3 separate regions of the Homo sapiens genome follow, and regions 1 and 2 are each linked to region 3. The links are chromatin contacts, found by Hi-C or POLR2A ChIA-PET in ENCODE. All regions are on one chromosome and are shown on one strand. The core of a region is the stretch at or near the end of the contact, and the rest is flanking DNA. Distances in the headings are between cores, read along the strand shown.

What was found. Hi-C counts contacts between places; a loop is a spot of excess contacts on that map. ChIA-PET counts read pairs that join two places held with the same protein, here RNA polymerase II (POLR2A). Pooled maps may share reads with other maps.
Region 1: a map of ascending aorta shows a loop between it and region 3 (4-fold over the local background). The contact joins the promoter of PSME3IP1 here to the promoter of KIFC3 in region 3. A Hi-C loop is called at or near these places in 1 of 168 maps with a recorded cell type or tissue (ascending aorta) and 4 of 50 pooled maps. POLR2A ChIA-PET finds 5 or more read pairs at or near these places in 1 of 52 experiments (MCF 10A).
Region 2: a loop to region 3 is called in a pooled map, with 4 times the contacts of the local background. The contact joins the promoter of CNOT1 here to the promoter of KIFC3 in region 3. A Hi-C loop is called at or near these places in 1 of 37 single-sample maps with no recorded cell type and 10 of 50 pooled maps. POLR2A ChIA-PET finds 5 or more read pairs at or near these places in 1 of 52 experiments (HepG2).

What each region holds. Positions count from the first base shown.
Region 1 is chr16:57,182,952-57,187,316 of GRCh38, reverse strand. It overlaps PSME3IP1 (proteasome activator subunit 3 interacting protein 1), which reads left to right and starts at 1,278. Exons shown (of 7, transcript NM_024946.4): 1 at 1,278-1,496. It overlaps RSPRY1 (ring finger and SPRY domain containing 1), which reads right to left and starts at 988. Exons shown (of 15, transcript NM_133368.3): 1 at 866-988. RefSeq lists enhancers at 1-292, 1,604-1,653 and a silencer at 694-903.
Region 2 is chr16:58,627,970-58,632,189 of GRCh38, reverse strand. CNOT1 (CCR4-NOT transcription complex subunit 1) reads left to right here and starts at 2,364. Exons shown (of 49, transcript NM_016284.5): 1 at 2,364-2,462. RefSeq lists enhancers at 1,497-1,986, 2,277-2,486, 1,935-2,610, 2,611-3,287.
Region 3 is chr16:57,801,049-57,805,557 of GRCh38, reverse strand. It overlaps KIFC3 (kinesin family member C3), which reads left to right and starts at 3,067. Exons shown (of 20, transcript NM_001130100.2): 1 at 3,067-3,188. RefSeq lists enhancers at 2,094-2,770, 3,448-4,124.

The DNA of each region.
Region 1 (4,365 bases), core at 29-2,528, 620 kb after region 3:
CAAAGACGGGGAAAGTGAGGCAGCAGGAGAGACAAATGCCTAATTTGGACTCACGCAAGGGGTGTTGGTGGGATAGACTCTCCCCACCCCACTCGGGCAATAAGCCCGGAAGCAGTTGGATCCTGTGTCTGGGACACCTGGTCGATCTACAGAGAGAGGGAATAATTCCCGTTTCCCTTTCACTACTCCCCACTCTGGCTTTCCTGTGGATGGAGGTGTCTTCTTCCCATCACCGCCCAGAAATCCCCTCTCCCCAAGGTCCTTACCCAATTTTCAGCTCCGGCTTCCGTAGTAGGACATTCCGCTAGTTCTAGCTCCTGCTTCCTAGCCCCATTCTCTCTCTATCCCAAGGCGTTTCTAAATCTCCCCGGGGAGGTATGCCTCATCCGTGCCACCTAGACCGTAAACTCCACAAAAAGAACCCTCCTAAAGCGTCCCTTCATCTACCCTTTCTATCCCGGGCACCCCTGAGTAGGTCAGGACCCCATCGGTACCAGGAGCCACCCCAGGAGATAGATAGCTGCCTCTCACCTGGGCCCTGTTAGCCGCAGCCTCCTCAGAAGGGCGACCCCCAAGAACCTCTTCTGGTGAGGACCCCCGAAAGAGGGAACACCCTCTTCTAGGAACCTCTTCAGATCCCTCAAGCGCGGGCCTCGGTGGAAAACCTCTCGGCTGTTTCTCAGGTTCTGACCAACGCCACCTCTCTCCCGGGCCCTTTCCAGAGCCTACCCCGGCCCCAGTCCGGTCCGCCCGCCCCAGGCTCGAGCGGCTGTTCCCCTCCCTCACAGACGTCCCCAACCCTCAGACTCCCTCCCGTTCCGCGTGCCCAGGGCTCAGAGCAGCGCGGTCGGGCTGTGGCACTGACTTTCTCTACCTCCCGGGCCCACCGGAGGGAGGGGGCGGCGGCGGCGGCGCGACTCCTTTGTGACAGGTCCGAGAGAACGGCAAAGATGGACGCGAGGCCACGGCGCTGCCATTACGCGCAGAGCCCACCCCCGCTTCGTACCGCCCCAGCCCTCCCTCAGTCCCCTAGGAAACGCCCCTTCCTCGGTGGCAAGCCCTCTCCTTGACAGCCAATCACCTTTCAAAAATCGTGTCACGTGATCAGCGGGACCGGCCCGCCCTCCAGGCGCAGACTGGCCAGTCCTCATCCTGAGGCGTGAATGGCCCAATCAAGTCTCTCCGGCTCGTTTTCAGGGTACCGGATTTCCATCGGGCTCCCGGGGAGGAAGAGCTCCGCGGATTGGGTTACGTCGCCGGAAGTGGGGCGGGACTCTATTGTGGCGGTGAGGAACAGGAAGCCCTGAAGGGTCAAAAGAAATACAAAAGCAAAGGCTATTTTCTTTTTTTTTTTCTTTCTTTCATTCATTCCTTCCTCTGTTTCTTTCTTTCTTCCTTTCATTTTTTTTTCTTTTTTAAGAGCGAGCGGCTCTGCGGTGGCGGTTTGGGGTGGGCGCCGCCGAGGTGAGGTCGTCTCGCCTCCCGCGCGCCGGTAGGTGAGTGCGGCCTCGGTCCTGGCCTGGCGGCGACACCTGGGTTCCAGCTTCCTTACGGAAGAGATGAGCTGCGGCTGCTGTTAGGGTTAGGGCCAGGCCTGTTCTCAGTCCGCGCACCCGCTCCTTGTCCGGAGTAGCCGAAGCCTGGGGCTTGCGGGCCCAGCCTGAGGGGAGCTGAGGGTGCCCGCGGGAAGGCATCTGGGTCGCGGCGAGGACCCTTTCAGGCGGGCCCAACACTGCCGGGCGTTTAATGGGGTTTCCCCAATTTTCTGCTAGGTAGGGCCACCCAGGTTTCAAGTGAGTAGCAGGCTCCGTTCCAGAGGTCTTGGAACAGGTCCAGGTTACTCACTCGGATGTGCGGCGTCTGGTTGGAAATGGTTGAATCCCAGAATGGCAGTGCAGGATGGGAAGCACATTTATTGTGTGCCATGTACCAGTTGCTGTGCCAAGCGAATTTTCTATTACGGAAAACAAGCCAGCTGGCCCGTTTTGCAGAAAACTTAAGAAACAAAGAGAGTTGAAGCGTCATGCTTGAGAGTTGGTGGTCCTTGTGACTGTCAGTCCACACAGAGGAAAGGGGGAGACCTGTTTGTTCGTAGTCGTGGTTCTTTAATGTTAGTGGAAAACAAGATCTCCTGGGGCCCTTTTAAAATGCAGTTTCTCAGACTCCCGCACGCTCGGGTAGCCCGACTGGTTAGTTCAGGAGTGGGACCCAAGAAGCCAGATGCGAGCCTGGTGATCGGAATTCCCGATGACCTCTTGCCTACCACCTGTGACATAAGATTTGTCGATTCATCAGTTATTTGGTGTATTCATGTGTCCACAGGGACACCATAAAATGGAAGGCACCCTTCTGAAATATTTGAAGGGAATCAGTGGGTAGACTCCTTTTTGATACAAAGTATTGAGCCGACAGCAGCTTTTACAGTCTTTTAGTTAGATGACCTGCGAACAATTTGTAAGGATCTGAAAGTAGAGGCTGCCCGATTATCTTTCTCAACTGAAGTCTTCATGTCCTTACCCTGTGGGGAAGTGCTTCATGATATAAGAAAGGAATAATTGTGTCAAAACCATTTAGTTGATTATCAGTCTTCACTTTCATCTTCCAAGAATGGTGATGCTTGGTTAGAATCAAGCTGCTGCTTTAGCTATTGAAAACCACGTATGTGGTAAATCAAGTAACAAGTGCGATGTACGTACAGGGTCAGTCATAGTGTAATTATGCCTTTATGGCAGCTAAATTAAGCATTTTCAACGTGTTCACCATTAGTCACCTTTTGAACATACTTTGTCTTCATTCTTAAATATTATGTTTCACTCTTTACTATAGAATATGTTGTTAAGATTGTTTTGTCTAAAATCAAGTATCGACAAGTTTAAAAAAAAGATTGTTTTGTGTTTGGTTTTCTGTATTTCCACTATGCTCTATGGAACTATGGGTTTGTTTTTGTTCAATTTGTTTGGTATTTATTAGACTTCTTGAATCTGTGGATTAGTGTCTTTCATTAATTCTGTAAAATTCTCAGCCATTTTATATGCATATATTGCTTCTTCCCATTGTTTCTCTTTTTTTTTTTATCGATTTAACTAAACCTTTTCACTCTTTTCTCTATGTCTTTTACTCTGTTCTTTCGTAGTACATTCTGGATAATTTATTCTCAAGTTATTTCCATTGTTATTAAACTCGGCCTCTGAAATCTTAAATCATATATTGCAATTTTTAGTTTCTGAAGTTCTGTTTGGTTTGTGACACTTTTACAGTTTTTTATTTCTTACTATTTTGAGGCTTAATTTTATTTCTTTAAACATGGAAAGTATAGTTGTTTTTATAATCTCTATGTTTAATTCCACTGTCTGAATTCCCTTTGGGGGAGTCTGTTTCTGTTGTCCATTATTCCTGCTGTTTTACTTCCCAGTTCACCTTTACTTTGAAGCTGTAGTTCTTTTGGGCACAAGATTAAGATGGAGAGGGAGGTAGTTGTCAGACTCCACTCCCTGGATGGGCTCCTGGCTTGAACTTGTTTCTGTTATCTCATAAAGGCACTGAAACTTTAGCTTTTAGGTCAGAGAAGTCCTCAGGATGAAATCCATTTTGAATATTGGGCTTAATTTCTGGTTTTCACCTTCTAGATTGTGTCCAAATTCTTTACTATCTTGTTAGCTTTTCTATTTAAGAATTAATATTTTTGGCTGGGCGTGGTAGCTTACACTTGTAATCCCAGCACTTTGGTAGGTCGAGGTGGGCAGATCACTTGAGGTCAGGAGTTTGAGACCAGCCTGGCCAACATGGTGAAACCCTGTCTCTACTAAAAATACAAAAATTAGCCAGTCATGGTGGCGGGCACCTGCAATCCCAGCTATTCGGGAGGCAGAGGTAGGAGAATCGCTTGAACCTGGGAGGTGGAGGTTGCAATGAGCTGAGATCATGCCACTGCACTCTAGTCTGTGTGACAGAGCGAGACCCTATCTCAAAAAAAAAATTATTTTTGACAAATTTCCAGCATATTTAGTGCAGAGGTGGAGAATTGGTTTCAATTACCTAGCCCACTATTTCAAGAAATGAAAATCCCCCTGTATTCTGAAATTTGGAATGTGAAATTTGTGTGATTTCCAAGTTAAAGATGGTTATTCTTCATATACCTAAAATTTCCACCACTTTTCACTGTGCATCGTCACAGCCATTATGAAAATTAAGCTTCCCCAATGCTTATTCTAGTCTTCCTTTCTGAACTGCTTAGTGCCTCTTATGGCCTGTAACCTAGTTTTACTTTTCCTTAAATTGCTGTGTGCCAACCTTATGTCTTTTACTGAATGAGTGTAAGTTCCTCAGTTGCCTGTTTAGTACATAGCATTGTATCTTGCACATAAT
Region 2 (4,220 bases), core at 1,115-3,614, 830 kb before region 3:
AGGAGTTCAATACCAGCCTGACCAACATGGTGAAACCCTGTGTCTACTAAAAATACAAAAATTAGCTGGGTGTGGTGGCACGTGCCTGCAATCTCAGGTACCTGGGAGGCTGAGGCAGGAGTCTTGCTTGAACTGGGGAGGCCGGAGGTTGCAGTGAGCTGAGATTGCACCATTGCACTCCAGCCTGGGCAACAAGAGCAAAACTCCGTCTCAAAAAAAAAAAAAAAAAAAAAAAAAAAAAAAAAAAAAAAGATGTGTTTTTAGGACATATGCTCAGTTAACTAGGCCAGTCACAAAAAGACAAATACTGCATGATTCCACTTATATGAGGTATCTAAAGTAATCAAACTCAGGAACATAAAGAAGAATAGTGATTGTCAGGGACTAGGGGGAGGGGGAAATGGAAGGTGTTAAACAACAGATGTAGTTTCAGTTTTGCAAGATGAAAAAGTTCTAGAGATCTGTTGTACAACAATATGCATATAGTTAACACTACTGTATTCTACACTTAAAAATGATTAAGATGGTAAATTTCATGTGTTTCTTACCATAATTTTTTTTAAGTATTTTTTTGGGCACGAGAGGTAATATGAGAGAGATGGCCAGAAGACCACCTACTGAGCCTAGTCTGAGGACAGGGGTGAGCACAGGGATAGGTTTGAATTTCTTTTTCTTTTCTTTTTTTTTTTTGGAGACGGAGTCTCGCTCAGTCGCCCAGGCTGGAGTCAAGCGGCGCGATCTCGGCTCACTGCGACCTCTGCCTCCCGGGTTCACGCCATTCTCCTGCCTCAGCCTCCCGAGTAGCTGGGACTACAGGCGCCCGCCACTACGCCCGGTTAATTTTTCTGTATTTTTAGTAGAGACGGGGTTTCACCGTGTTAGCCGGAATGGTCTCCATCTCCTGACCTCGTGATCCGCCCGCCTCGGCCTCCCAAAGTGCTGGGATTGCAGGCGTGATCCGCAGCGCCCTGCCTTTTTTTTTTTTTTTTTTTTTTTGAGACAGAGTTTTGCTCTGTCGCTCAGGCTGGAGTGCAGTGGCGCGATCTCTGCTCACTGCAACCCACGCCTCCCGGGTTCAAGCGATTCTCCTGCCTCAGCCTCCTAAGTAGCTGGGATTACAGGTGTGCGCCACCACGCCCGGCTAATTTTTTGTATCTTAGTAGAGATGGGGTTTCACCGTGTTAGCCAGGATGGTCTCGATCACCTGACGTCGTGATCCACCCGCCTCAGCCTCCCAAAGAGCTGGTATTACAAGCGTGAGCCACCGCGCCCGGCCTTAATTTCAAAAGGTAATAGAGCTAACCAGTCAACACTTCCTTCCCAATCCTTTCTCTTTTGGGTACAGGTGAGTATAAAATCTTACCAACTATCATAGTTAACAAACAAACCATAGCAAAATATGTTTCTATGCTTTTTCTCTTGAGAGCAAAGGACATGGGTATCCTTTCTTAGACGGCTTCTAGGACTTAAGCCAGGAAGAGAACTTGCGTCTCCTACGTCTCTGGAAGGCGTCTCTGGAAGGTGTCCCTTCTTCAATAGACAGAACTAAAACAGAAAGTTCCCTTGACCAAAGCGAAGCAAGCGAGGACAAGGTGGCCACCTGGGTGACTACAACCCCCAGCATGCACTGCTCCTTCTAGGGCGCAGCGACGAACGAAGACGCATTACTTCTGCGATGGGAACGGGGTAGAGGAGCGCGACTACACATCCCAGGATGCAAAGCGCCCCAACTCTAGTCACAACCTGGCTTGCTTTCTGGCTGGCGTTCCCCGCCAAAGGGACACTAGGGGAGGGGATTGTTTCGGTTGGGAATCCCCGAAGTCTACTGGACCGTGACATTTCGAAAGAGGAAGGAAAGTGGAGGAAAGCTGTTTCACTGTAATTCAAAGTAGTTCCCGCGCAGGGTGGCGAGGAGTTATGGGCCCCTTCCATAATTTATTGTTCCTCAAAGGCAATGCCAAGCCCCACTGGTCGCAGCCCTCCAGGGCAGGTGGGAAGTACGTGAAGCCCCAAATCGAAGTTATCAGCCTCTCCCTATTGGCCCTCGCCTCGAGCGCAGGCGCGAGGGCTCTGACTCCGGTCCCCTGGGCCTGGTGAGCGGCAATTGGCCAAAGTCCGCGAAGTAGGAGGCCGGATTGGTAGTTGCTAGCAGGAGCCTGATTTCTTCCTCGACTTCTGCAAGTGATAGAGTGTGATTGGTTTAAATCCGCGGGCACCTGTCGGTGATTGGGTAGAAGCCACAGGCGGGGCGCGGCCATTGGCTGGCTCTGGGGCCATCCCTCCTCGGGCGGGCAGCGAATGATGAAATGGGAACGGGGAGGGGAAAGGCCGCGACGTGAGCGCGCGACCTCCGGCGCCATTTTGTAGAGAAACAAGCGGAGTTAACCGAAGAGGGGGTCGAGGAGAGCCGGAGTCGGGGACCCAGGAGTTTCCTGTGTCCAGCGCTGCCGGAGCCGCCTGAGGTGAGGCGGGTTGGCGTCAGGGGCTAGGGTAGGGTGGCGGTGTCAGCTTGGGAACGCGAGAGCCGGTGGGAGGAGGAACAGGGGTGGACCTGGGGCCACTGGAAGCGTTTCCCGGAGCTCTAGGGAGTGAGAGGCAGCCGGGACGGGGAAGTGGGACGAGGCGGGAGAGGGCGGACTCTTCTCCACACGGCTCTCGGAGGCTTCGCGCTCTGAAGATGAGAGGCCAGCGAGAAGGCTCCAGGAAGCGGAGGGTAGAGCGCGGGGTGAGACCCATGGTGGTCTCTGTCCCGGGCCTGGAGGCTCAGGGGGCGGCAGCGGCGGCAGTTCGTGTCGCTGGGCCTGGCTTCGCGCGGGTTGCACCCCTCTGAGACCTCCACGACCTCCTTAACTACTGTTTCTGTCTCTGCTCCCTGATGGTTGCAGTGGGCATCGGCTTCCGAGGCCTAGGGCTTCTGGCGGGGGGGACCGTGTTTGGAGTTTTTGCATGTTTCCAGTTCTTCTCCGTGTACTCGGAGCTGCCACTCTCCCCGTCTTACGCCCCCAGCACGTTGTCAAAGCCCCCCAGGTTTCGGGTGTCCCCGGATGGGAAGGGCGGGCGGGAGCAAGCACTTCCTTATTACTTGCTACAGGTTTTGTTCCACTCGCGCGCCTGGGCGCTCACACTTTCTTTGAAGTTGGCCCCCACCTACTCGGTCCGGTGTCTGCAGTAGTGGCGGTCCTGCTCACCCAGGACAAGTGTCCCGCTAGTGAGCTGAGCACTTGTAGGCCTCAAGGCTGATAAGATCCACGGCAGGTCTTGTAGAGGTACTTAAGGCCAAACACAAATAATACTTTTTCAGTACCACCTCCTTTGCAGAATTCACCCAAGAGGGCTCACAGATACTAACTCCCCGAGGAGTAAGCTTTGTAGATTAAAAAAGAATGCTTGACATCTGTGCGTTTGAAAATGTTGTATTTAAAATAAACTTTATGACAAACTTTTCCCATGAAGTTAATCAAATGTCACATTTCTTAGGACTCTAATAAAGTCTGTTTTCTTCCTGAAAACTGAGTAACAATGCTTAACCTACCCTGCCGATTTCTCTACAATTCGATAGCCTGTGACTACTTGGGTTTTTTTTTTTTTTTAAGTCAGTGATTGAGTGAATATAATTATACTGTTTGAAACAATGCCGAACGTTTTCCTTATGACAGCCCCTTTGATAGGAATAGGGAATACATGGATTAAAAAAATGAGGGAAGGCAAGTAAAATATTAGGAGGAAGGTCAAACAGATTAAGAACAATTTTTTTCTATAGGTACTTGGGTTTAATACTTAAGTGATCTGTGGTCCCGGTTGGTATTCCTACCCTTTTAAAGATTGGCAGCAGAGTATTTTAGCTATTAAGAAGACATGTGGTAACAGTTTAAATAATTATGTTTTAGGATACTGCAAATTGTTACCTTGTCTAAGGAGAATATGCATTGATGATACATGGTTTTAGGTGGCTAGCTGTGCTTTGACTGAAATGATAGCATGTTGATAAAACTAGTTTGGAGAGTTAGTTCCTTTTCAACAAGTGTGGGTTCCCCAAGTCTTAGTGGAAACAAGTCTAGAATCGACTGGGCGCGGTGGCTCACGCCTGTAATCCCAGCACTTAGGGAGGCCAAGGTAGGTGAATCACCAGAGGTCAGGAGTTCGAGACCAGCCTGGCCAACATGTCACAACCGCGTCTCTACTAAAAATACAAAAATTAGCCGGGCGTGGTGGCAGGTGCC
Region 3 (4,509 bases), core at 1,818-4,317:
CTGTCTTCTGTCTGGCCCTCCCTGAGACAGCTGTGCCTCTGCCAGAGTTCGGCAGGAAGGGTCAAGGCTAAGGCTGAACCCAAGAGTCCTCCCTCAAGGGTTTAGGACTTCAGTGTTGGAATGGCCAGGTTTCAGCAAAACTTGCACCTTTCCCGGGGCCAGGAGAGTTGGCAGCCTCCTATGCAAATCATCAGCGAAGTTTCTGGGTTAGAAATGACCTTGGAGTTGGTACGTAGTTCCTGATGACATTGTACATTCTTAAATTCCAACAACTGGGATGGGCATGGTATGGTGGCTCATGCAAATAATCCCAGCACTTTGGGAGGCTGAAGCAGGATGATCGCTTGAGGCTAAGATTCTGAGACCAACCAGGGCGACAGAGCTAGACCCCGACTCCACACAATATTCTTTTTAAAAAACTGAGTCATGCTGGGCACGGTGGCTCATGCCTGCAATCCCAACATTTTGGGAGGCCGAGGCAGGGGGATCACTTGAGGTCAGGAGTTCGAAACCAGCCTGTCCAACATGGTGAAACCCTGTCTCTACCAAAAATATAAAAAATTAGCTGGGTGTGGTGGTGTGCGCCTGTAATCCCACTGCACTCCAGCTTGGGTGACAGAGCGAGCCCCCGTCTCAAAAAAAAAAAAAAAAATTGAGTCAGGCACAGTGATTCACATCTTCACATCTGTAATCCCAGGACTTTGGAAAGCCAAGGTAGAAGGATCCCTTGAGCCCAGGAGTTTGAGACCAGCCTGGGCAACATAGTGAGACACCCCCATCTCTACTTAAAAAAAAAAAAAATTAGCTAGGCACACTGGTGTGTGCCTGTAGTCCCAGCTACTCAGGAGGCTCAGGTGGGAGGATCACTTGATCCCAGGAGTTCGGGGCTATAGTGAGCTATGATTGCATCACTGCACTCCAGCCTGGGCAACAGATCAAGATCTTGTCTCAAAAATGCAACAACCATGAAACAAGTAGTTTTTACGTTTCAAATCGGAGTTTTGCTAGAATTCCAAAAATACAACCTCCTTACACTTCAATTTCCTTTTTCCTTCGCTGGTGCTTTGATCTTAATAAGTTGTTATACCCATATGCATCTGATAGTACTGTGTGAGTACCTATTGGAGTCATAGCTCTATCACACACTGCATTTGTGAACAAACTTTCTGAGGCTCAGTTTCCTTTCCTGAAACACGGGTGTCCTGAAACAGTACTGGTGTTCATAGGGTGTTCAGGGTTAAATGGGATTTTGTTTATAAAGAGCTTAGTGCTGTGCCTGACACAGTGTTAGCTTCAATAATGGCATCTATTATGTACACAGGAAAAAAAAAGACTTCTAAAGTGTTGGCAGCATTTATCTCCAGTGTGTGGGATATGGTTACAATGAACATCTATTACTTTTGTAATCAAAGCAAAAGAACAATAAATGTTATTATTAATTTAAAAATCTGGCTTTGGCTTTGGTGGGAAGGACCTACAGTTAATGTCAATGTACTCAATCCCTGAGTAAGAAAAAGTCTCCAGTTTTGAACCAGGACTTTAAAGACATTCTGTCCTCCCCATCCCCCGCCCCATCAACTCATAGGGACTATAATCAAGGGAGATAGATACTAAATCAGAATTCTAGAGACATTTTGCCTTCATCCACCCTTGCGGTCCCCTGGATCACTGCTGTTTGGAGGGCAGGCAGAGGAATTCAGAGATCATAACTCCCCAAATAAGGCTTTCTCTCCCATTGGAAGGGTTCTCCAGTGTGGTGTTCAGCTGGAAATCTAACTCTCTAGGGAATGATTCCAGGAGCGTTACATTCACCCTCTATCAGGCCTTCACTGAGGAATCTCAGTTGTCAAATAAAGCATGCACTAGGCTGCTTCCAGCTGGGGGACTGTGACTGTCCTGCTCTGGCGTCCAGAACAATCTGAGGCCCAGGCCCTTGGCTCCGTCGCTGGTCGAGATTCTTGACTGGCAGCCCAGCGCCTGGGCGGCAGCAGGAGATAGAACCCACCTGGAGTTGCCCGACCCCCTCCAGTCCTCTCCTTGATCTTCTTGGGCCATCCCCTGACAAGCAGGAAGGGACAGAGTACCCGCCCTCCTGGGATTATCTGCAGAACCGTCAGCCTGCATGGGCTGGCTTCAGAGTGACTTGCTTTCTCCTCTTCCGCACCCGGGGGTGTGGAGAGTGAGGGAGAATATTGCTGCTGGCTCTGGAATAAAATGCTGCCTCTGTTTGGGAGACAAAGAACAGAGTGGCTCCTCCAGGTCAGCTGTCTCTCCCGGCTGGCAGGCCCCTGGCCTCCCCCAGGCCTCTTCTGAGGCTCTAGGTGCCCCAGTAGCAGGGCCTTCTGCAGCAAGGCCGGGAACTGCTGCACCATTGGTGTGTTTTACCTTAAGGGACTCCAGGCAGCTTCCTTGCTGGGAAGATATTCATTTGCTGGGGTGGGGCTGGGGGTGCAGAGGTAGGAAGTGCTGTGGCTAGAAGGCGGCCTGGCCAGCGAGTAGGTGGTGGAGCGAGTGAGAGCGTGTGCGCTGTAAACAGTGTGAGTGCATGTGCGCCAGCGCGTGCAAGGACACGGTAAGGGATGTACATGTATTGTCTCGTGAGTAAGAGCTTGTGTGTGTGTTGGGATGGGAAGACACGTACTGGTATGAGAGCCCGCGTGAGAAGTGTATGTGTGAGTACTCGCGTGGAAGTTTTGCACTCGGGTTTGAGGCTGTGCAAAAGTACGCATGGCTCACCAGGTGTGGGGCTGTGTGGGCTGCCTCGTGTGTGCCAGCCCGTGTGCAGGCCTGTTTTGTGAGAGCCTTCAGGGAACGCATGAGCACGTGTGCCAGTGCGAGTGCGGGACGCGGGGAGGCGGGAGAGACCGAGTGGGAGGCCCCGCGAAGGAGTGGGAGTGGGAGTGGGAGTGCCGGCGGGAGACCTGCGGGGGCGCGCCCGGGCTGACGCGTGCGCGCCAGTGCGCGTGAGTGCGGGCGCGCGCCGCCGCCCCCCGCCGGGGTCGGAGCCGGTTGCCATGGGAACGCGCCGCGGCCCGAGTTAATCATTTCCTGTGGAAAGTGTGCGGGAGGGGCGCGAGCGGGCTGGCCGAGGAGGAGGCGGCGGCGTGGAGCTGCCTCCTGCCGGCGGGCCGGGCCGGGCCGAGCCCCGGGCGCTGCGGCGACGCCTGGATCCTGCCTCCGCCAGGCCGGTGAGTGGGGGGCCCGGGCGGGCTGGGTGCGAGCGGGGCGCTGGGCTCTGCCCGGCCCGCCGTTTGGGGCGCCGCGTCCGGGCCGGCCCTGCCCTCGGGACCCCTCTGCCCGGACCCGCTATGGGCGCGGGGAGGGAAAGGCCCGGGAGACCCAGCCCTGCGAGGTCCCCTCCAGCGCCGTTCAGCCCGAGTCGAGGACCTTGCTGGGAGCTGGGCACAGGGGCGGCGTGTCCCACGGGATCCGAGCAGCCTCGGGACCCCGTTTGGATTTTATTGAACGAGAAGAGCGCAGACCCTACCCGGGATGGGCTTGTCAATCGGCGCCGCCCTCTCCCCTTCCTGGCGTCTTCCCCACCCCCAGGGCTCCCTGGAAGGCTGCCTTTGGGTCCCTCCCACCACGTCCCTTGGGGAGTTCGCTTTTTCCCTGGCAGGGCCTGGGGCGGGGTGCGCCCGCCCAGAGGTTAGGAAGAAGGGCCTTGGCCGGTGCCCTCCGGGCAGTGAGGAATCGGGCCATTGACAGCCGCAGCAGTTGTGAGGGTCTCAGCAGGGAGGGCGATCCCAGGACCACCCCTTTAAGCCCAGCATTGCTAGTTAGAGCAGAACTCTGGCTGGTGCAGTGAAGGGCCTGGTCCTGGGAGATATTAAAGAGGAAGCTGTGTTTAATTAAATTCTGGAGTACCATTTACTGCCACCCAGCCCCCACCTCCATACCCCAACACTGTCTCAAGATTGCGGGTTGTGGCCACCCCTGGTCTTTCACCTTCCCCGGCTTTTCCTCTGCCTGAACAGGGTGAGCACCCATTCTTTCCCAGACGTGTATTCCCCATGCCCTTGTTAGAGTAGCCGTCTCCTTGACCAGGGAGAGTCATTTGCTAGGAATGCAGTCTCAGAATGGGGCCCTGCATTTGCAGTGAGTGGACTTTAGGGGCACAGGGTGGTGAGTTCTGCTGTTCACAGGGGCACCAGGGAGCAGAGGGTTTGAAATCTAGGTTGCCCTGGAAAGCCCAGGATAGATGATGGTGTGCAGGGAGGTGGCATTCCCTGTACAACTTCCTTGACCTTCTGCCTGCTCTCCCAGGGCGACCAAGCCCTGCTTGCTGCAGTCTCTGAGCAGCTGTCCAGCCTGTCCCCCCAGTCTTTGCAATGTCCCTGATCTAGGGCAGGGGGAGTATTGCAGCTCTGCTGTCCTGGTCTAAACCCAGAGAGGCAGAGACCCTCTTCCCCAGCCAGGCCCTCTGCATTCACCCACCACTGGAGCAAAGTAACTGAAAAATAAAATTTTGGAGCTCTTTGTATATGCCAGTATTGTTCTGAACACTTG